Linked DNA regions of Homo sapiens: all the other regions are linked to region 1. The links are chromatin loops, found by intact Hi-C in ENCODE. Cell type or tissue: heart right ventricle. All regions are shown on one strand. Links, peaks and the distances in the headings refer to the core of each region. The heading gives the core; the rest is flanking DNA. Region 1 has its middle 4.3 kb from the start of PLXNA4. Region 2 overlaps PLXNA4 (plexin A4). Region 3 overlaps PLXNA4 (plexin A4). Region 4 overlaps PLXNA4 (plexin A4).

Region 1 (5,785 bases), core at 2,064-4,563:
CAAGGAGGCCGAGGACACTGAGGGCACAAGGCCCGCACGAGAGAACATGAGTGGCCAGTGCCCCAGAGCTGGCTTGGTAACCTGACTTTTCCATTCATGTTTATACTGAGCGGCTCTCCTGGCTCCTCTCTTCTCTGAAACCCTAGATCCTAGACTACATCCAGAACAGACCATGCCAACATCAGGGTGGTTTCTGAAGCCCAAAGAAAGAAATCACCATGTAGCTCTGGTTTAGGCAGTGAAGATGGGGAGTGGGTGGCACTACCTCCCAAACCTCTGCCTAGATCCCCCTAGGAATGGGCCCACCCACCAAGAGAAACCGAAGGGATTCCCACACCTGTTAACTCAACTCTGTGCATGCCACCCTCATCCTCATACCCGCTCCCACCATAGTCTGAGGGAAGTGGCACCTTCAGCAGAGTCCAGTAAGCATTCCCTGGGATAGGCAACCAGCAAGGACGACCCTCTAAAGGAGCCCATGGCTCTTGGCCTCCTCTCTCCTGTCCCTTCTTTAGTTTTCACTGTCCTCACACCCAGAAACTCCCGCCCATTACTGTCCCTCCCATCGAAACATCTCAGAGCCTCCTTATTAGGTGGACATGACTGATAATGGCTTAAATGCCTATACCTCCCTATAGGGGTTATATTCTCACAGAAATCGAAGTTGTGTGAATTGGGGAGCCTTTGAAAGGAGCTGTGAGATGACAGCTTAAACAAGCCCCAAGGTGAGCGGCACATATAGGTCAGGCTTGGCCCACCCAGAGAGGACCCTGCTGAAACTTTGCTCTCACCAATGAGAAGATGAACCAAGCCAGAATGAGGAGGAAACCACATGTTTGATTCTTTGGTTAAAGGATATTCCAGGAGACAGCGTGGAGCCCTTTTAGTCTCTGGTTCTCTGCTGAGTCTTGCATGGCCCAGAAAGCAGCAAGGAGTTATCTTATTAAGCTTACATGAATACATTGATCTGACTCCACTCTTCCCAGAAACCCTGAATCCCAGACTCTAGATAAAGCACACAATATCAGGTTAGTTTCAGAAGTCCAGAGACACACATAACAAAATCACTCAATGCTACTGCCTCTTGAACATCCTTCCAGGGTGGAGGAAGCCCAGGGCCAAATGCCTCTCTCTGCAAGACTGGGATTAGCACAAGGCCAGCCGGGCACTGAGGATACAAAATCCAAGGAGGCCCTGTCACCCCAAGGTCCATGTAAGGTTTGCATCACCTGATCCTGACACTGCTTCTAGGTGTCCCTTTTAAAATTGCTGCATGGGTCCATCACGGCCCATTTCCAGAAGTGACAGCCCGGATAGCCCCATGAAAGTCCCTAATGGGTTACTTAAGGAATATCGTTCAATTAAAGGCGCGGGGGAGACTCCTTTCAAACTTCTGTTGGCCACTCAGCTTTCAGGGTATGTCATAAAATGCTGAAAGGAAGGGGGGAAGGTGAGAAAACAACTCTGTCTCAATTCTCAGTCATTCTAGCATGTATTTTTAATACAATCTGATTGTCTTTTTCCTCCTCATATCGGTTGTATTTGTGTGTGTGTGCGTGTGTGTGTGTGTGTGCGTGTGTGTGTGAATATGGCTTGAGTTCCAGGCCCATTTCCTGATGGATGGACGGGAAGTCAAAGACCTTTTTTTTTTTTTTTTTCCAGAGGTGGCAAATAAAATGTGTTTATTATTCTTTATCTCCTGCCTAGTGTGTGGTGTCATTTATTTTCATTCAAAGAAATGAATGCCATGTGGTGCCTGAAGAGTAATAACAGAGCCAAATGACAGGGAAGACACACAGCAAAAAGCTGGACCAGCCACGGGCAGGTGAGGGGCCCAGCGAGCTCTCCCGTTGTTAATGGGGCCAGGGGCCATATCTCAAATTGCCTTTCCCCGGTTGCCTTCCACTGAATAACACGGTAAAAGGCATACCAAAGGGGGCAGTTATCATATTATCGGAAGGAGGAGTAGAAAGGGTCAAATTAGCTGCAGTAGAGGATTTTTTTTTTTCAGTGATGACCCATTGGATTGACTCCCTTAAGTTAGGAGAATGGAATGGGGTGGGATGAGTAGGGCCTCTACATTGGAAGTTAGAAAACACATGTCCTACTCCTGGCTCTGTCATTGGCCAGCTTTACAATTTGGAGCGGGTCACGTCCTCTCAATGATACCTCATCTCTCACCTGACACATTCGCCCCTTAGAGTTGCAATGACATTCAAAGGACATACCATCTTATTAATGTGCTTTGAAACTCTAAGGTAGGTACAAAACACATGTAGGGAATTAGAGTCGCTTTCCAGATGAATGTATCTTTTTATTTTTTTCAAATAGAATGATACAATGAGGGTAGGCCTTCTGCTATCTTGTCCCCACCCCAAGAATAAATACACAGGCAAAAGCAGCATCTTACCACAGTTCAAAATGTGTTTCTGCATTAGGTACAAGATCTTCTGGCTCTCACACCTCCTCTACCCCCTCTCCCTTGGTGAGGGCTAAGGGAGACACAAGTAGGACCATCTAGGTGTCCCCTACTGACAATGGCTCTGTGAGTCACTCCCTCTACCTCTTGCCTGGTCGTGAAACTGGTTATGTCATTGTCTGGACCCATGGCCACAAGAGGGAGAAGCTAAATGGCACATTGCTTCAGAGAGTCCTGTTTTCTAAAGAAGCTATGTCTGTGGGACTTGGGTTGGGGTTTATTGCTGGGTTTAGACAGAAAAAGTATTGGTTCATCTCCCACAGCTGAATAAAAGGACCAGTTTAATAGGAAAGAGGAGAAGAAACTCTTAAGTTTCCCCTCACTTAGCTACCACCATTTTATTAGCCTAGGAACAGTGCTGCTATTTAAGTTGATAAAAGCCAGATTTGCTCGTTAAATAAATCACCAGAGCCTGGTGGTGCTAGAGAGACATTTTCTTTCCCCCAAGAGCTGCCCCCATGGCTGGGTCTTGTACCTTGCACTGGATAGAAAAACCACAGGCAGGCAGTCAGCAGCTTAAAAACCTAAATTGTGGCGCCACCTGCAGGACAGCAGGAATATCATCAGTATCCCACAGCTCAGCAGAGGAGGCAAGAGGAGCCTTCCGCAGTGACACAGGTGAGGCCAGGGTGCCCTCTGGCCCCTGCTTTCTGCATGTGTCACCACATGTCCACAGCACACTCCAGCAGCCTTTAATCTGCATCCTCCTTGAATGCTGCCATTTCGAGGGATGGGCAGCAGCTCTCAAGATTCTCAGTCCATTCAAACTAACTTATTCTTCCATCTGTCTCCTAAGGGACTAAGTGGACCTCTAAGCCAAGGGTTCTGTCTTCAAGACTGGACCATGGAACAGTAAAACAGAAAGGAGAAGTGACTGCCTTTCAAGGAAGATGAGGGGAGGAACATCCTTGTGTCACCACAGGGCCTACTAGTAAGTTGAACTTGGTGGCTGGGTATTCTCAGTAGACCCAACTGTTCCAGGCTTCCCTAGCATGTGGGTGCAAATCAGCACAGAGATATTAACATCCGAATTTCAACTCCCAGCCTTTTCTGCTCAGATAAAACTTTGGCCACCACTGAAAAACCCCTCCCTGTCTCCTCCCATTATGTCAGAGACCGCCACTGGTGGGTGTGCTTAGGAACAAGTCTGACCATTTCATTCACCACAAGTACCCTCTTGGAAATCCACTGCCCATGAGCCATTTGATGGAAGGACATCTCTGCATTGCCAGCTCTGTGGTTGCCCTCTGCAAGGGCACCTCCACCCGGCTGCACTGCTGGACATGGCAAGCTCTGCTGCCGTGCCATGGCTTTCCAAGCCACACCGGGGGGTTGGTGTTTAGGTGGGGAGGACACCCCTCTCCTCCTACACACACACACACACACTGTGGATCTTGATCCTCTGGGCACCAAAATAACTCCCATGCCTCCCATGGTCCAAGTCTTACTCCCCTTCCTCCCCAGACCCTTTCATCCACTGCCCCCTCTCCAGAATGCTTCCTTCTCTTTCAACTAACAAAAACAACAAACAAACAAACAAACAAAACTTGTCTTTTTAACCGCAGAAACCAGAAGTTAGAGGATATTGTGAGGTAAGGGGAGATGGAGGGAGGGAGGGGGTGTGACTTAACTCCATTGGCCAGAAAGAAGAGAGTCCCAGATCTGGCCAGAGCCATGTCTTGCTACAACAAGAAAGGAGAAATACCTCAGTGTAACCCTTCTTGGGGTTAAGTCCTGGGAGGCACAAGGTCCCGTAGTATGCCTGCATTACAAGGACTGGATACAATTCACGTCTCCCACATGGCACCTCTCTCTTGGCACTGCCTAGTACACTGGCTAAGTAGTTTAAATGAGTCACTTGGCCCCTCTGACTGGGGTGCACATAACAGAAAAGGCCTCAAGTTGTTTTCCTTGTGATGAAGATGGATTCGTGCTGATGGGTTGAATGCTCTTGCCTGGTAACACATTTACAAGATGGTTGCCAGGTGGTCTGAGTGTAAGCTGTTCTAAGTGACTGTGGTTGCCAGCCTCCAAAATGGCCCCAGTGACTCTCAACCAGAGGTATTCATGCCCTCATACAGTCTGCTCCCATGCTGAATCAGAGCTGACTTAAGTGACCATGAAGTGACAGTGTCCAAGGCTAGGTCAAAAAAAGACATTTTAGCTCCCAGCTTGGTCTCTTTAGTCCCTTGGACCTGCCATGTGTTGAGAAACTGAGCTACCCACCAACAACCAGTGCCAGCTTGCCAGCCCCATGAGTGAGCCACCCTAGGAGCCCATCCTCCAGCCCCAGTTAAGCCTTCAGATGATTTCAGCCTTCAGAAGTTTCCAACTGAGGTCCCAGACATCATGGAGCAGAGATAAGATATGGTTTTATGCCAGAGATTTGTTATGCAGTAGCAGATAATAAACACAGTGATTTGCAGGGAAGATATCATTCCTCTGACCTTGACCTCATTAACCTCTTAAGCTTATTATTTGAGCCCACTTGGCTGTAGAATAAGAAGGACAAAGTGGGGCATGCTTGATGCATGATAGTCTCATACTGGGCAGGACTGGGCACCAATAGATGTCCTGCCAGTCACTCCCTTCAGAGCTCCGGGGTTAAACCTCTTAGTACATCTCAGTGTGTTACACAGAAATGAGAAAACCCAATGAAGAGGCTTGAAAGCATCCACAAACAGAATACTGAAATCCAGCACTCACTTAAGATGGGCCATCGTCAGTTCAGTTCCAGAGTATTGGCCATCAGAGACATTCAAGAGAGAGGCAGAAAGTTGTGCCGAGTCCTGTTCACTTTCACGAGCTGTCTGGCACCTGCCTCTGCCAGAGAGCCTTTTGGAGGTGAGGTTGAATGGGGCTCCAGGGTGAGTCCTTGCACCCACCAAGCACCAGGCCCAGTGGTGCTGAAAGTGTTCCCTACATCTGATCCTAACCCGTGCTACACCACAGGGCAGGAGGGAGGCCCAAGGATGCTTCCTATAGATGGCAGGTAGAGTAAAAAGAGACTAGAAGCGAGATGTGATTGAAAGCTGATCGTCCACTTTCCCTCCACACCATTCTCCTTGAGGACTTCTCGCATCACCTTCTCTCCTGTGCCCTCAGCAGCTTCCAGAGAGCTCAGTGGAGCCTGCAAGCTATCAGCAGGGCCAAGGCATATACAAGGATTAGGACGAGAGAAGAAGGGAAGAAAGAGGCAAAGAAGAAGAATGAAGGGACAGGAGTGCCTATGCAAAGCAGAGAAAGAGCCGCAGACAGTTGCCTTAGGGATTCTGAGGACAGTGCTTAGGCCCAAGGTGACCTCTC
Region 2 (5,785 bases), core at 1,712-4,211, 200 kb before region 1:
CCTGTGCAGGTAGGAAAACTGAGGTGCAAGATGTGACATCCTCTCCCATCTCTGTGGCACCCACACATCTGATTGGGCAGCACAGAAGATGGGGTACCACAGCCTCCCCTTCTACAACATCCCTCATGGGTCCACAGGAGCCCCTCTCCCCACCTTGCTGCTTGGAGAGACCATTTGATTTCCTTGTGCCCCTCAGTGGCCACCAGCACCAACTCAGTAGATAGGTTCTGCTGCCTACTTGCAAATCCCTTTGCTCTCCAGAAGATATCTGTGAGCAGGAAGGTATGGCCAGGGGTAACGAGTGAAATGCAGAGACCTGGGGCTGAGGAGAGAAAAGAGCCAGGATGGATGGCAGGGGAGAGTGCTGTTTCTCACAGCACAGCCTGGCACAAAAGAAAAGAACAGAAACACACACCCACGTTCTACTGGAGGCCGCGAGCTGAAACTGTGGTATGGGAGAGGCAATGGATAGGGCTTTCAGGAGCAATCCTCCAACTTCTGCTGACATAGCACTGTTCCCCCAAATATTGGAAGTGAGGGTAGGAAGAGCACCCTAGAAGTTCCATCACCCACCCCACCCAACCATCACACTCTCCTGGTGAAACCATCTATGCTATTCCCCAATTATCTTGTTTCTGTGAGAAACACATATGTTATTCTCAAGAGTCATGACGGTACCTGGAAGGGAGCACTAGCTGTGGCAGCTTGGTGTTTCATGCTGCAGAGGTGATTGTTGCTCTGTGGGCCAGAGGTCTAGTGTTCTCAAGTCGTGGAAATAGTGATTCTTCCCGTTGAAAACTTAACACGTGCTTTAGAGAAAAGAGTAGGAGTATTTAACTCAGAGCTCCAGCTTCTCACCACCCCTGGCACATGGCTGGCACATGGTATGTCCTGGGTGATTATTTCTTGAGTCATTGGTTGATGCCAAAGTTCTCTACTAGGCAACAATCCCTAGAGATTAGAAAGGCCTAAAGCAGGCTGTGTCCTGGGTTGTCACCTCTCCCCTAGCATGTCATAGTTCTGAGGATTGTGCCCATCCCTGAGGTGTTCTTATGAGCTCCTTATTCCCTAAAAACTACCAGACATTCCAAGAAGTTTCATGGATAGCAGGCATGGCAGATGATTAACTTCCTCCTGTCATTTCACCTAGGTCTGTGATCTCTCCTGCGCAAAATGAGGTTCAAAGAAAGAGAATGAGAATGATAATGATTATTGAAAAGTCCCTCCCACCTCTGATATTCTTTGAGCTGCTAAGATTTGAAATTTCACTCAATGGTATCAGGAGGTTCTGCTAGTTGAGATTTAGTCTACTTCAAACCAGTGACAGCCAAGACAATTCTGAAATGGGCACTGGATCTTTTTTTTTTTTTTTTTTTTGAAATGGAGTCTCACTCTTTGTTGCCCAGGCTGGAGTGCAATGGCGCGATCTTGGCTCACTACAACCTCCGCCTCCCAGGCTCAAGCATTCTCCTGCCTCAGCCTCCTGAGTAGCTGGGATTATAGGTGCACACTACCACACCCAGCTAATTTTTATATTTTTTATGGAGATGGGGTTTCACCATGTTGGCCAAACTGGTCTCGAACTCCTGACTTCAGATGATCCGTCCACCTCAGCCTCCCAAAGTGCTGGGATTACAGGCATGAGCAACCGTGCTCGGCCAGATCTTTTATTTATAACAGATGCCATAACATTTCATACAAAATTCCCCATGATTGGAGATATTCAAGTGGAGGCAGGACAAGTGGCTGGGTTGTTGTGTGTGGGCAAGGGTGGCTGTGTACTATGGGAATGGGTACATTAGCATCCAAAGGGTGATTACACCAGGCAGTGTCTCATGTCCCTCCTCATGTGGGAGCCTACCACGCAAGGGAGAACCAGGACTAGGTTGATATGACCTGGCTTTTACAAAACCCCTGGAGGAGGGAAAGAAATGGAGGCAGCATGTCAAAGCCTTGTCTGAGAAGCATTCCTTTCTCCAAAGCATCTGAGGCTCTGCCTTACAGATCCCCATGGACCTTGCATTCCTCCATGGAAGCCTTTGTTCTCTGTATTGTGATCTATTTACAAATACCTTCCTCCTCAGACTGTGGGCTACTTAAGAACAGGGCTGTGCTTCTACTCTTTGATTATAATGTACTCTGAGCAACCAGCATAGTGGCAAGAGCATCATCAACATCAGTCAAATGTTGAAGGAAAGAGTAAAAGAATGAAGAAATAATCTTGTTCAAGGTTGCAAACCACCAGGGAAGAGCCAATCTTAAAACCCAGGATTCCCGAATCTCACACTATAGCTCTTCACAGTCACTCTGCAAATTTCAAAAACAATGAAAGATAACATCCAAACTATTACCCTTTTTGGTGTACACACTGTCTCCAGATTTCAAGGCTTTTGCAGTAGGGACCAGTTATTTAATTATGGTCTGGCCTTTACTAGTCAAAGGTATGTTCTTGGGCTTCATATGTTCTTGGACTTGCCACCACCGTCACCCCTCACTGCCCCTGTACCTCATAATATAACAGTGGCTTAATATAACAGAGGCAGGGCTCACCACATTTTATATCAGTGTTGGCTTATTTATGGCTTGAGAATTGCTTGAGATGCTGAAACTGGCCCCATATGGGATTCCAGGAGTAGCAGCAGCCCCTCCCCTTGGGGCTTCCGGGAACTACAGATAACTTTTTTAATGAATCAAAATACCAAAGAACTAACCCTCCCAACAGTTGTTATCCATTGCTCAACTCCCTGTAGAGAGCAGCCTGTGGAATTTGCAGCATTGTGATCGTGTGCAAAGGGCAGCACCAGGCCCTGGTGGTGATAACAAGGAGGCATATTTACCCAACACTTCTCCCCCAGGGAGACTGTTTTTCCTCCACTGCAATACTGTGGCCCTCTTGGCTCACCCTGCCTGGTCCCTGACATGGCTGTGGAAGCAGATGGATGGAATCAGAGAACCCGCCCAGACAGAAGGACCAAGGCACCGAGGGAGAAGATAATATAATGTGGCCCTTCATCTCCTGGTGTGTTCCTAAAGTATGGATGATTGCCATTCTCAAAGAATTTCATGATCCTGATTTAAAGAAACTTGCCAACATTCCAGGAACCCAGAAAACAGACAGCAGTCCTCCACAGAGAGGCAGAAAAAGAGACAGGACGATTTAAAGTATCAGGAGCAGGGCCTCACGGGAGTGAGTTCAGATTGTGCATGGCAAAGTCAAAACAGATGATGCTTTAGAGCAGTAGTTTCCAAACCCTATCACCCAAAGAACTTGCTAAAGCACCGATTGCTGGTCCCCAAAACAGAGCACCTGCCTCAGTAACTCTGGGTCTATGTCTATCAAATTCTCAGGTGATACTGGTCCAAGAGCCACGCCTTAGGGGGAAATGGCATTAATGCCAACTCCAGTAAATTAGGCAGGATACCAGGAAGAACTTCCCACTGCCAAGGTTAAACATGAGAATAAGATCAGGTTACTAAGGACAGTTGTGGAAATCTCCTGAGCTAGAGACTCACGTTTCTGAAACGGATCTGAATCTGTTCTGCTTAGCTACAAGGTAATTTTATCTACCATGGACTATAATCAGTTTCAATACAAGATTATGGAGTATCTCCAGGATTCCAAGCACTCTGCTGGGCACTGTTACTGGCAACAGGTAGCACTTGCAAATTGAGGACTGGTTGGTTTGGTTGTATCCTTGTTATAGATGGGGAAACTGAGGCTCAGAGATTCCTGCAAGGTCTCACAGCTGGCGTGAGGCAGAGACAGGACTCAAACTCACATCTGCAATCTGATCTTGTCCCTTCTAGATATGAGGTAGGGAGCAGAGGTGCATAGAACAATATTTTCCTAAATTGTACACTTGAGACAGTGTCCTACAAGATATAAGATAAAAAAGAAGTGATTCAAAATGTCAAATGGCCAAATAAGTTTGAAGAAAACAAATGCAACTGAAGAATCTGCTAGACTTCTCAGGTATTTTAATATACTTAAGTGTGTAGTGCATCTCTAAGAGGAGGCTATGTAGTATTTCTTAAATTTGACCAGATAATCTTTTATTTAAAAACATCTATTTAAATTTCAAGTGACATTCCAGTTGCAAGGAACACAGTCTGGAAACATCTGGCATGGATATTAATAAGGCAAAGAATTTACACCCCTAGCCCGTGTTCTACTTCACATACACTCACACATTTGGGATGAATGCGGAGTGAATATCAGGTGTGATTCAAATCAGATTGGAAAAGAGGATTTTCCAAGATTCTGCAGCCTTTGCCCAGGGCTGAGGCTTTAATGGAGAGCGCCAGGAGCCCCGAGCAGGGTCCAGACAAAGCCAGGTGCCACAGGGCTTGGTGGGCATCCCCTGCAGCCCACAATCCCTCCAGGGCAGGAGCCAGAGGCGTCTGGTCGTCATCTGTGCACCCCCGCAGGCTTCCTGATGTGAGAGACGATTCCCACCAGAACTGTTAGTCATTCCAGTTTCTCTCAATCAATTATTCACACTCCTGTTTGCTTGCTTTGAGAGAGAGGAGGGGGGAAAACACAGAAAAAGCCACAGGGCATGATAAAATACAAGGGAGAGGGGAGAAAAGAAAGCTGGGGACTTTTCTGGGCTGAGTATAGGGTAGACCACTAGATGTGCTTTCTAATAGGTCACCTGCATTTGTCCTCTTGGACAAAGCACACAGGCTGAGGAGGTCTCCTTCTTTCCCTGAAGCCCAGAGAAGAGGAAGCAGGAAGAGGGTTAAGAGCACAGCCAATTGCAGGAGTCAGAAAGACGCATTCCAGGCTCCAGCATGAGCCCTTCATGGTTGTTTGCCTTGCCTGCTTGGATAATATTTGACCAGCTGAGGGGTGCAGTGTAGACACAAAAATCACAGCCCCTGCTGCTGCTGCCTTCAGGCTGTCATGCAGCCTACTGAAGTCTCAGTTTCTGCCATGGTAAAATGAGGATGGCTGTTCAAGCTCGCCCGGAGGGATTCAAGTGAGATCCAAATATGAGGTCCCCGTGGCAGGGACCTCAAACCTCCACCAGCCTTTCACCCTAAGCATGCACAGTCAATTTTAGTGAAAGGATCAAGATTTTTAAATTGTCATGTGTAGTATTTTGCAAATGGCTGCTACATCATCAGCTCGTTAATAACAGAGAGTACTGGCACTGGCATGGTCTGCAATAATTGTTATCGCTATCAAAATGATCAGCAATGATACGCTGCCCTTTGTATTCAAAGACAATGCTACTAACACAGTATAACAAGTGCTTATTTTGCATTGCACAATTATATATTGTCTGAGCTACCAATATATTTGAGAGAGTATTTGCAGTATGTGTATGTGAGTGCATATATATGTGTGGGTGTGCATGTGTATATTTATATATACATATATAAACACACACAAGTATATGCATACACAAATGTAGTTATATATTATGTTCATGAACTTTTTTGCGTGTCTATGTCTTAGTGTCTTATCCTTATATAGGAATACAAGTTCTTATGGGCAACGATTTTCCTTTGTACTTCTTCTGTATCATCTTTAGTTCAAAGCAGGGTGCATCCTTTGTAGGAAACCCTTAATACATTCCTGTTGGCAGTCAGGTTTATCCCAGCAGTGGGGAAAGGCTCATATTGATCCCTCCATCCATGCTCCCTCTCTCTGAAGCCCACTCATGGCATGTGTTGTGAGATGGCCAAGCCACCAAGCAAACCATACAGCCCACTTGAAAAAAGACCCCCTCGAGAAAAGACCCCCTCACTGCTGAGTTAATTAGCTGGCTGGCTGCAC
Region 3 (5,785 bases), core at 1,252-3,751, 180 kb before region 1:
ACCACACATCCAAGGCAGCCAAGCCAGGAGGGCCCTGGGTGTGCGGGAGTCAGCTCTGTGGAGATGCCGTCCATGCCCGGTCTGACGGGAACCCCAGCTCTGCGTTTCTCCTTTTCATGAAGCCAGTGAGCCAAAACCACCCTCCTGGGCTGGCCCAGTTTAAGAGCCTGGGCTCCAGGGACGCAGGGAGGCCCCTCAGCCCAATTATAAATCAATCTAGCAGCACTCACTGAGGCCATTGCCATAAATGGCTCTAAAAGCTCAGCCTCTTTCGGCCCAATAGGCTCAGGGCTCCAGGATTAATGAGCATCAGCTGCCGGCAGGCTGGTGGGGACAGATGCCGACCTAATGAGCACAGTGGCCCAGCCCTCGCCAGCTCGAGGTGGACAGGGCTGATGAGCAGGTGTCATTGTCATGATGCCCCTTTGCCAAGTGTCACTTTGAAAGGGAGGGCTGTTGTCATCAAGTGGCATCTTATTACCCCACCTCAGGACACCCACAGGAGATTCTAAAGGCTGTCCACAAAGATGGCCTTTGTGGCTGCCACCTCCACTCCTCAGCTGGCCCTGGCACCAGGTTTTTCTCAAGGCCTCTCAACCACAGGGCTGGATAAGGGTTTTAGAATCCTGGGCATCCCCTCCCATCCCATGCCATCTGATTGGTGCTGCATTAAAGTACAGAGGTCCCTGCTAGAATTTCCCTCAGTCACGTCTCTATTACACCCACGGGCTTCAAGTTTGCCTGGAGTATTTACACACAGTTCTGCAGATTCAAATGGATTCAAATGGGCGCAAGGGCTCAGCATCACACTGGTCACCAAAGGGACACAACCCAGTCCCTGCAAGACATATCAGCTTGTATGTCAGTCAAAGACACAGGCCTTAGAGGGACTGATCATAAGCATAAAACATAGCAACAACAAAAATAGTCATGATCACTTCTTCAGCATTTATTTTGTGCCAAGCACTGTTCCACGCTCTTTATATGTGCTGGCTTATTTAGTAAATGTGAATGAAAGACTCTGAATAATAAGAGTCACGTTATATTAAGGCAGTCAATGCAGGTGAAACAAAAAAAGGAAAGATCACTTCGGCTGACTGGAGAAATCAAGAGAGGCTTCATGGGGGAGGCGGGACCACACTGGTCCTAGTGCAGTCTGGGAAGAGTGTTCCAGAAGCAGAAGCAGGCACACCTGGGCAGGGCTACAGTGAGTTTGCTGAAGGTCACACATCTGTGCTTTGGAGGGCAGAGCTGCAGGGCCACAGGTATATTCAATGTAGTGGGTTCTGGCATCTGAAAATGTTGTTAGGATGAAATTTCAAAATCAGGTTTTATTCCTGATGAAAGTAGACTGCTCTTAACTGGGGCTTCACTGCTTCTTTTCCATTTCTGTTTGGAGTGTGATTTTTTTAAGGTAAGATGTACACGCAATGAAATGTGCAGATCTTCAGTGCACACTTTGATGAGTTTTTGACAAATGCCTTCACCTGTGTAACTAACAATCCAATCGAGATCTAGAATACTTTCATGGGCATGAAAGGGGAGGAATGTGACCTTTGTGATCAGATGGTCCCATACCTACATCTTCTGGGCATTTGTAAGTTGGAATAAATCAAAATAATCAACTTCCTCCCTTACCCCACGCCAGTCCACCTCCTACCCCCGGAGAAAAAATAAAATAAAATTCATCCACATCTAAACAGACAAATGCCTACCTAGTCTGTCTGTGTATTTGTTACCTTTGTGCCCCAGAACCAAGCTTCATACCAGGCACAGAGTGAATGATCCATACGTGTTTCTTAAAAAAAGGAATTAACATCCTCAGATTAAGGTCTCCCAGGAAGTAAAGGACTCCACTTTCTCTAAGTTCCCATGTGACACTGACAATTATATTTTCCTGTCCTCTCTGTTGAGATTAGGAAGGAGTCCCTAGGAGGATGCAGAAGAGTATCCTTTTGTCCTGTCTCCTACCTGTCACCCAGACTCTTGTGTTCTCTACAGCCAGTCCATCTTAGGCCTCAAATTCCATATGTTTGACAAAATCAAGCAGGTAGTTCAAGGTGCTCGTCTCTCCTCCCAGCTATTCAGCAGACAAAATCTGTGACATAATGTACCCCAGCCTCAGACACGCTCACCCTTCTTTCCCAGGCCCTGTGTGAATGGGCCAGGCCACTCCTTGATAGTTTTCAGGCAAAACACATGAGAACACTCCCAGGAAAGAGAAGCCTCCAGGGGTACCATCCGTATGCATACCACGCATTTACTTCCTAGCCTCACCAGCGTTTTGGGTGTGGCCACAGCTACTCCCCAAACCTTTCATCTTGCAAGTCCCTAGATGTCCTCCTCGGGAAAGCTCCCTGCGCACAGCTTGTGGGAGACTGCAGGCTCATAAACAGCATAAGCCAGCATTCCAATCAGATTATTTCTCACTTGCAATATTGCACAAAGAGAAAAAAATAATGCTGAACATTCTGTTCGTGGAAGAAAAAATAGCAGGAGAAAACTGTCACATTGTTTGGTCTATTTTCAATTTCATTCCCGAGCCCTGCAAATAGCTATCTGTGCAAGCAGGCCAGAAGAGGACTCCAGCGACCTGACATGCACGATCTCAGATCAGGTCTCTAGGGCCTGTGAAAAAGGGAGAGACCTTTGGCTGGCACATATCTACACATGTGATAAAATTGCACAAGACTAAATACACACTCGCCAATGCAAAAAACTGGTGAAATCTGAATGGATAAGCTTGGTGGGTTGTACCAGTCAATTTTCCATTTGTGATATTGTACTATAGTTATGCAAAATGATGCCACGTGGAGGGGAGAACTGAGTGAAGGGTACAGGAACCCCTCTGTACAATTTATTGCAATTGCATGCAAATTCACGATTATCTCAAAAGGCAAAGTTAAAAAAATGCGCTTCCAGTGTCTGATTTAATGGGACTAGGTTGCAGCCTGAGCATCAGAGTTTTAAAAGCTCCCTAGGTGGTTCTAATGTGAAGCCCAGGCTGAGAACCTTTGCTCATGAAGGTTGGGAAGGTGAGACACACACATGAAATCCAGAAACAATCAGCATGTGATACAGTACCAAAAGCTTCATGAATACTTGTGGAGCAAATCAGTGAACTGCTGAACAGACGCATAAGGTTAGAGGAAGTCCGGTAGGATGAGGGAAGACTTCATGGTGAAGTGGAACTTAATCAGGACGGGGCATAAGTGGAGAATTCAGAGGACGGGAAAGGGCCCTCTAAGCCAATAAAGAAGGGCTCAGAGATTGTGTGGCCATACTGGGGAGGAGGGGAAGAACTGAACTTGGGGACAGCTGAGGAGTGAAGATGGATAAAACTTTTCATAATAAACTGGCTCTATCCCTGTGCTTAGACGAGTGGATCTTTCAAACACCTGAACCAGCTCTAAGTCCCTGCAAATTGCCAAGAGCAATTTTCAGCAAAAAGCCAATTCCCCAGAAGGCACTTGGCATCTCTCAGATAAGCAAAAGAGGGGGAGGCTGGAGAGGCTTCAGAATATAGTATCGATGGGTATAAAAGTAAGCAGTCCTTGTCATGGTTCATGTCACTTTGCCTGACTGCACTTCAGCTGGCCTTAGATTCCCCAGTCGAGAGCCCAGCCAGGTGCTAGAAAATACCAGAAATGACCCGGGAAAGGGTAAAATGGAAATCTCAAGCCTACATACCAAAGCGAATGCACTTGACTCAGCAGGTCCCTAGAGTAATCATGCAACACCTCTTTATTCTTATTTTATACACAAGTCTAATAAGCTTGAGTATCTGTTTCCAAGCCCGTAGCAAATTAAAAAGAACAAATTAAGTGGCAGCAGGAGAGCTGCATCAGACAGGATCAGTGACAACAGTGAGAAGTGACAGGTGCCAGACACCCTGACGGTAGGCGGGGAGACAGAAAGCTATAAAAAGTAACTTGGGGCACTCACCTAACATGAGGAAGCCACCCTAGCGAGGCACAGGGGCTCCATTGTAAAGGTGGAGAAAGAGCTTTAAGATACTCAAGTCCAAGTTCTAAATGCCTTGGAGAACATCTCTTTGCCTTTTCCTGTTATTAATTAGTCCAACATACACACAGGGGAGAGGGGCAGTGTGCTGCTGCAGGCTGCCACTATGGGAGGGGCAGCTGGCTAATCATCTTATTGCAGGAAATACCCCCTGCCAAAAACACAGCTCCCCTCTCAAAGCCTGCTTTCTCACCTTGTAGCACTGGCCACTGCCATCACAGGGTATGCAGAGCAAAGGACAGGCTGCTCCCGAGCCGCTCAGTCCATCGGATCAATCAGGTTTAACAAGGAGGCATCCGAGGATCAGGAGAAACACCTCCTACATTATTACCACAGCACCATCACTTTGCATGAGACAGGTCTGGCTGGGAACGCCACCTCCAGCATGGACAGAAACTGCGTGTCCTTGACCCAGTTGTTTCATTTCTTGTGCTGAGCACGCCCACCCATTGACCCCCAATCCAGAGAGCTAGTGTTGAAGAGCTCATTAACAAAACACAAAACACTCAGCTGACGCACCGCCACCATGCAAATGCGTAATAACTGGATCTCTCTTCCCCCACAGCTAACCTCAAGCATCTCTTCTTGGCCAGCTGCATTGCCTTGGCTCTCTGTGTGGTTCAGAGCCAGAGAGGGCAGGCTGGGCAGCCACTTCCATGCCAACATCCCAGGAGGCAGTGCTTGGAGCAGGAAGATGAGAGAAGATGATCTCTCCCACTACACAGAGCCCAGGTCCCGGCCCCAGACTCAGAGGCCCTGACGCCTGCTATGCCTGGTCCACAAAAGCAGCAGGGAAGGGCATGGATGCTGGCAATGCACTGCCCCCTCAGGAGCCAGCACTCAATCATGTTCTCTCTAAAGAATGCCAGTGTCCCATTTTCATCCAAATGTGAAAGTTGAAAAAGAGAAGTCAGGCAAGGGAGAGAGGCTTTTAAGATTTCCCCTACTCAGGGGAGGAGCTGGCAGCGTGAGCCTAAAACCAGGCAGGCAGGTAACGGGAGGGGGCCCTAATTGCTGCTAAAGATCACGGGGTAACCCTGATGACACCTGAAAGTCTTCCGTGGATCCTCAGGCACAAAACATAAATCATCTCCCTCTCACTTCTTACTGATCGCGTTTGCTTGCTGTGTCAGCTGAATTCCCAAATTGGCCTGGGTTTAAATTGGGACTTTTTTTTCCCTTCCTGGCCTGGCTTTTCCTCCACTCTCTCTCTCCAACCTCCTCCCACCCCATGGGAAGTGATGACAGAGGAATCTGCCTGCGGACTCCAAAATGCAGGTTTGTGGCTTCACTTTGTGGGGTGGGAGGGAAGAGGCAGAGAGCAGGGAAGAGGGCATTTGGGGGCTTACTTCGGGGACAGGACCTGAGGGATCAGGAGGGAGAAAGTGGCCATCTGGACCCACTTGCCGACTTTTGGTGTCCTGTCCTCCTTCCAAGTAAACCCCTTCTCAGTCCCCAGGGCAGCCAGGAGAGTCTGCAACAGACATGCTCCATTCAGTAGGGGCGGGACTCAGGAAGTGCAACAGGGAAGGTCAGAGCCGGATAACGGGTCTGTAGTTGGCCCTGCTGTTCTGGGGAGCAGATATTCACCTGGGCTCTGTGGTGGGCCAGGAGACAAGGCTTTCTTTCTTTCACTTCTTTTGTTTCCACGGGTCCCCAAGCACCTCCATAACACAGGATGGGTCAGAGCCCATTGAGGAATTAACCCAGAGGCCTTGACCCTAAATAGCTCCATGAGAAGGCTGAACCTTACTAACCCTCC
Region 4 (5,785 bases), core at 1,503-4,002, 64 kb before region 1:
TGTCACATAGAAAAGATAAGCACTGTTTGGTGAGACTTTTTTTTTTTTTGAGACAGAGTCTCACTCTGTTGCCCAGGCTAGAGTGCAGTGGTGTGATCTCAGCTCACTGCAAGCTCTGCCTCCTGGGTTCATGCCATTCTCCTACCTCAGCCTCCCCAGTAGCTAGGACTACAGGCGCCCGCCACCATGCTTGGCTAATTTTTTGTATTTTTAGTAGAGACGGGGTTTCACCATGTTAGCCAGGATGGTCTCGATCTCCTGACCTCATGATCCGCCCGCCTCGGCCTCCCAAAGTGCTGGGATTACAGGCATGAGCCACTGTGCCTGGCCGGTGAGACTTTTGTTTTACCCACTATATAGCAAACTACATATTGAATGTGATGTAAATATGTGTGATGTAACTGGGTCCCTGGGATGGTTAATTTTATTTGTCAACTTGGCTGGGCCACGGTGCCCAGATAGTTGGTCAAACATTATTCTGGAAGTTTCTGGGAGGGTGTCTTGGGATAAGATTAACATTTAAATCAGTCTGCTTTGAGTAAAGCAGACTGCCCTCTATAATGTGGGTGGGCCTCATGTAATCAGTTGAAGGTCATGAATAGAACAAAAGACTGGCCTCCTCTGAGCAAGAGGGAACTCCACCAGCAGATGGCCTTTGGACTTGGGTACAATATTGGCTCTTCTCTAAGTCTCCCATCTACAAGCCTACCCTACAGGTTTTGAACTTGGTGCCTCCAAAATTGTGTGAGCCAATTCCTTAAATCAATCTCTGTGTCTCTATGCACACACACACACACACACACACACATCCTCTTGGTTCTGTTTTCTTTGAAGAAGCCCAACTAATATAGTCATGGTCAAAAAAATTTGAAACACACTTTCAGAGACGGTGCATACCTGTTGTTTTTGCTGTCATTCATTTATCCTCTGGGCATCTGTGCCTTTGCCCAAACACTTCTGCTGGAATTGACTCCACCTCTGGTTCAAAGCCTGAGCCACTCAGCACAGAACGGGGGTCGGGAGGGCATAGTGATTGGATCAGGAATGAGAAACTGGTTAAATCAGGTCTCCGACAAGCAACAGGCTTTGGATAGGGATACTAGGGGAGAAAGTTCTAGCTCTTCCACCAGATGTAACCTTGGAGAGGCAAGGGCCTAAGAACCGCTAGTGCCATCTTGTAATCACAGGGGTGAGAGCAGGGGACAGGAGCCTGGAAGAATGAAGCCAAAGTACTGAGAAGAGCAGAACTAAGCCAAAGGATAGAGAGTACTGGGTCCCAGGCCTGGCGACATCCTATAAATGTCTCAATTGTGTCCACTGAAGCCAGCTCTATGCCTGTACTTTCCGGTTACGCAAGTCAAAAAAAATTTTTCCCCTTTTGCAGAAGCCAGTTTGGGTTCGGTTTTCTGGCACTTGCTGATGTAAGGATCCTAACCTATACACAGAAAAATCCCAAAGAGTACAGTGTCTCCCACCACAACCTCTCTAATACACTATTTTTCCATGGGATCAAGTGAGCAAGCCAAACAGATCTGTGCCTTCCACTGCCCACAGAGATAAACTATGGTTTTACAGATAGCGAGGCACAATCCCAGGTGATGTTCGAACGTGTGTGCACGTGTATGTACCAACTTTCAGAATCAAACACAACACTTCCCTATCTGCTGAGCATTTGCCTTAGGAGCTGCACCAGCAGAGCTCTTGGGAAGTCTTCACCAATTCATGCTTCCGGGCCCTGAGTTAGACTCATTGTTCAAATGAAACCTTCTCTGATCAAGCCACTGGTCTAAGATGCCCCTACTATATATTAGTGCAGGAACCAGTGCCACCAGAGTCTCACATTTTACAAACTCTGTTATATTTGTCCATTGATGCTGTCTCCTAGCATAAAAATATGAGCTCCTTGAGGACAAGGATTATATATTGCCCCTCTTTTCTCCAGTTCCAAGCTCAGAGCCTGAAACACAGTAGGTGTATAATAGATGTTTGGAAACACGTGAATGAATGAATGAATGAATGCTCCATAGCAGAGTATATGAGATGGCAGTGGGTATCATGTACAGCTGAAGTACAAAGTAAATCTTGGTGCTTCAAGTAAATCTTTGAGCCAGTCAATTCAAACAGGGACCAACCTAAAAAACTGGTTGTACCCTGTTCTAAACCAGGGTTTATAAATACTTAAAATACTCCATTTTGTCCTTTTATTTATTTATTTATTTATTTATTTATTTATTTATTTATTTGTATTTAAAGGTAAAGCTCTTTTTTAATTTTTATTAGGACATGAGTTCAAATGCATCAGAGAAACTACGTCTTTCGTATATGATTTACATGGAGACCAACCGGTCCACCAGCTGGAATATCATAAAAAGCTGTCTTGTGTTAGCAAATTGGACTTTGAGAACCACCATCCTATGCAGCAAAGGAAATCAGTATGGACCTGGTTGAACAGAAGAAGCTGAGCCTGAAAATAAAATTGCAGCATGGAAAACAGACAACAACAGAAAACAGCCACAATGCAGGAGATGCCAGTTGCTAGAAGTCAGCATGCACTCCTGTATTCAGCCAACGACTATTGATGGAGCACATACCACATGATGAGTTCTGGGCTGGGTGCAAAGGATAGATACATTCCAGAGCAAAAAACAGTGTCCCTGCCAGGAGTGGTGACTCATGCCTGTAATCCTAGCACTTTGGAAGGCCGAGGCAGGTGGATCACTTGAGGTCAGGAGTTTGAGACCAGCCTAGCCAATATAGTGAAACCCTGTCTCTACTAAAAAACAATTAGCTGGGCATGGTGGCACATGCCTGTAGTCCCAGCTACTCGGGAGGCTGAGGCAGGAGAATCACTTGAGCTCAGGAGGCAGAGGTTGCAGCGGTGAGCCGAGATTGTGCCACTGCACTCCAACCTGGGTGACAGAGCAAGACTCTACCTCAAACAAACAAACAAACAAAACCAGTGTCCCTGCTCTCCAGGGGCTGAGGGTCTTCTAGAGGCCCCTCTAGCTGTCCCACTGGCAAGCTCTGCAGATCCTCCCCTTCCCAGCCTCTATTAGAAACCCAGAACTTCCTACAACACTGTACAACAGGTCATTTAATCTCAATTGTGCAGGTGGATTGGGAAGAGGAAGCTAACTTTTCACAAATAACATGCGCTTCCCTATGCGTGAGGCTGCTGGTATGAAGTCAGTGAGAGGTGGCCATCAGCGATGGATGACATTTCCCAGCCTCTCCATTTCCACATGGTATCCAGGTGTGACTGTGTGAATAGCAAGGTCATGGTGACATTTCCATGCCAAAGCAGGGAAGAAATAAGTGTGTTTTCTCTACGGTTTCTTTCACCACCCAGCTGGATAAAGAGGACCCTGAGGCCCTATAGGATGGTGGAGCCTCAAGATGAAAGATTCGTGCACCCACCAGGAACATCAGACAAGAAAGAAACCTTTACTGTGATAATACTGAAACTGTGGATTTGTGTGTGACAACAGTTAACCTCACCCTAACTCACAGGCAGAAACACAGCAAGCTCACTGCATCTCAGAGCTGGGATTCAAACGTAATGCTGGGGGGCTCCAGGCCTCTGTTCTTTGTGGTGCATCAGGCTCTGGCCCTAGGAAGAGTTCTCTTTAGATGTCAGCAGCCCCCTCCCTTGTTTCCAAAGCCAGATTGCAAGTGGGTAAGCCCAGAGATAGAGGAGATGGCCAAGCTAACATATACAGGATAGAGAAATCTTCCTGCTCAATGGCCATTTCCAAGTTTGGGGCTCAGGGAGGTAAGTGTGTGTGCAGCTGAGGGCAGTGAGGGAGTTGGGGAGCAGCAACAGGCCTCATTTCCATTTCATCTAAGAAACTTCAAACACTTATTGATCCATGCAAACAAAATGGACACATGCTATTTGTAGATTTCTACTCCAATTTGTAATCCGTGCATTCAACATAGCGTCTTCAGTAAGGTCAGTATTTTTTCATGTCTGTATTTTTTTTACTTTAAACTCTTGGTTTCTAGAAGTGGGAGCCATGAATTATTTTACAACTTTCCCTGGAGAATTCTATTTACACCCATCTAGGGCCCAATCATGCAGCTCGCTACAGTCTGGGGCCCATGACAGACAACTGACCCCATGTACTTGGCCACCTCACTGCAGCTCCATTCGTCCCGGCCTTCACTGTCCCCTTGCCCCTTGTTGCTAGCTATCTCAGAAATGAGTGTCACATTCATCAAAGGAAAGAGCCAGAGGGTAGGGTTGACACAGCAAAACCCATCACTACCACTAGGGGGAAAAGTCAAGTCAAAGCAACTGTCTTCCCAAGAGAAGGTCACTGCTGGCTTTGGGCAGTCTCAGTGTGGGTGGGGCCTGGTGGGGTCAGCTCAGCCACAACACAGCCTTAGTCCAGAAAGCAGCAGTCCAGCAGGGGCCATGGGAGCCCTCCTTCCGGTGTGCTTCCCTCTGCCTCTGCTTCTCTTCTGAGAGATGGGAACTGTGAAATTGATGACTGGTGGGAGGGCTGGAGAAAAGTATAAAAGATGGGGAAGAGGGAGCGATGGAGGGCCAGGCACTGATGTAGAGTCTTGGCGCCACCAGGCAACCAGCCCGGTCCCAGGGAAATCCAGCACCAAGCTCAGCTACGCGGGGCTCCCTTCATCCTTACTTCCTAGTTTATTAAAAGGGGATGAGGAGAAGTGATTACCATGGACAGAGCCTTTGGACCCAGCCTGGAAGAAGCCTCTGCAGGAGGCTGAGCCTGTGAGCCTCTCCATTCAGAGATCATGTCCCAGCCGGACCTCTGAGATGTTTATACATGGTTTCCACGCCCTCCTTCCTTTCCCTCCCCCAGGCCTCCTTGTCCTTGGCCTGGAGGGTGTTCCCTCAGGGTACAAAACCACGTCTCCCTGGCCAAGTCTGCCGTTCCCAGTAGAGTCGAGCAGGAGCTCCAGCCGAGGCCCAGGCAGCCCCATGTGAAACTCTCCATTACCACGTGGAGATCGCCTTGAGATTCCAGGCACTGTGCCTTGGGACAGTCACTAGGCAATGGCTTTCTTTACTCCAAGTGTGGCAGCAAGGCTTTAAAAACACAGCACTCTCAATAGGATCCTGGCTTGGGGAGGATAGAATCCTAAACTTCTTTCCAGCATCTCACTTAAAGAAACAGGCCAGCCAGGAATTTGGAGTCAGATGCCCCAGCTGGAGTTGGTGTCAAGACCTGCTCTGCAAAATGGCACAGGCTGGCACCTATGTGGCCACTGTCTCCTACCCAGTCCATGAGGAACACTCTATCCAGGGTCTGTCCAGGGGTACTGGCTCCTGGTCTTCAAAGGGGACCCAATGGCCTCTGAGTGCACAGAAATGGGGGGACACCATGGGAAGTTGCTAAGCTGTAGCAAAGGGAGACTTGCTGTCACGTCTGCTGCCCCAAGACCTGAGTGGACCTTGGGAACCACAGAAAAGGGGCTTGGGGGTCACCACAGGCTGGGGATAGTCACCTCTCCAGTAATCCCTGTCTCGTGCATGTGGCCTGAGGCTTGTCCAGCTGACATTTTCACCAGGAGAGGAGGCTCACTGCATCCCTGCCTGCCACTCTAACCTACACTCCCTGTAGCCTCTCTAGCTGCTCTGGCCTGGCCCCAGTAGGCAAAGCCACATTCAGTGGTCTTCACCCAAATGAGCTCCTTGCTCTCCTTTCATGGTAAAGGGAAGAAGTGGGATGTTTTTGGCTCACAGCCAGTCATGCATCAGCCAGTGTCACCCATAAAAGCCTCCTCTCAGAATTGCCATGGCCAAGGATAC

The links. Hi-C counts contacts between places; a loop is a spot of excess contacts. Peaks named below come from ENCODE experiments on the same cell type or tissue, not always from the same donor. Only the 100,000 strongest peaks of a DNase experiment are listed, where the experiment ranks them.
Region 2: it touches region 1 in a loop (2.5-fold over the local background); 39 of 110 quality-filtered maps call a loop at or near these places.
Region 3: a loop joins it to region 1, with 4 times the contacts of the local background. A loop is called at or near these places in 44 of 110 quality-filtered maps.
Region 4: it touches region 1 in a loop (2.8-fold over the local background); 18 of 110 quality-filtered maps call a loop at or near these places.

The regions. Positions count from the first base shown.
Region 1 is chr7:132,577,883-132,583,667 of GRCh38, forward strand. It overlaps a transcript of PLXNA4 not described here. Among named protein-coding and RNA genes, the nearest start is that of PLXNA4, 4.3 kb to the left of the region's middle. RefSeq lists a silencer at 2,921-3,090. In heart right ventricle, for the core only: CTCF peaks have their summits at 3,016 (motif pointing left) and 3,240; a DNase peak (open chromatin) is centred at 3,019.
Region 2 is chr7:132,377,491-132,383,275 of GRCh38, forward strand. The region is part of intron 3 of PLXNA4 (plexin A4); the gene reads right to left. Among named protein-coding and RNA genes, the nearest start is that of PLXNA4-AS1, 28 kb to the left of the region's middle. In heart right ventricle, for the core only: a CTCF peak has its summit at 2,752; a DNase peak (open chromatin) is centred at 2,825; H3K27ac peaks cover 1,307 bases.
Region 3 is chr7:132,398,419-132,404,203 of GRCh38, forward strand. The region is part of intron 3 of PLXNA4 (plexin A4); the gene reads right to left. It overlaps LOC105375511 (a long non-coding RNA gene), which reads left to right and starts at 5,228. Exons shown (of 4, transcript XR_927983.3): 1 at 5,228-5,301. In heart right ventricle, for the core only: a CTCF peak has its summit at 2,570; a DNase peak (open chromatin) is centred at 2,298; H3K27ac peaks cover 229 bases.
Region 4 is chr7:132,514,021-132,519,805 of GRCh38, forward strand. The region is part of intron 1 of PLXNA4 (plexin A4); the gene reads right to left. Among named protein-coding and RNA genes, the nearest start is that of PLXNA4, 60 kb to the right of the region's middle. In heart right ventricle, for the core only: no CTCF peak of the experiment used is centred there; a DNase peak (open chromatin) is centred at 2,605.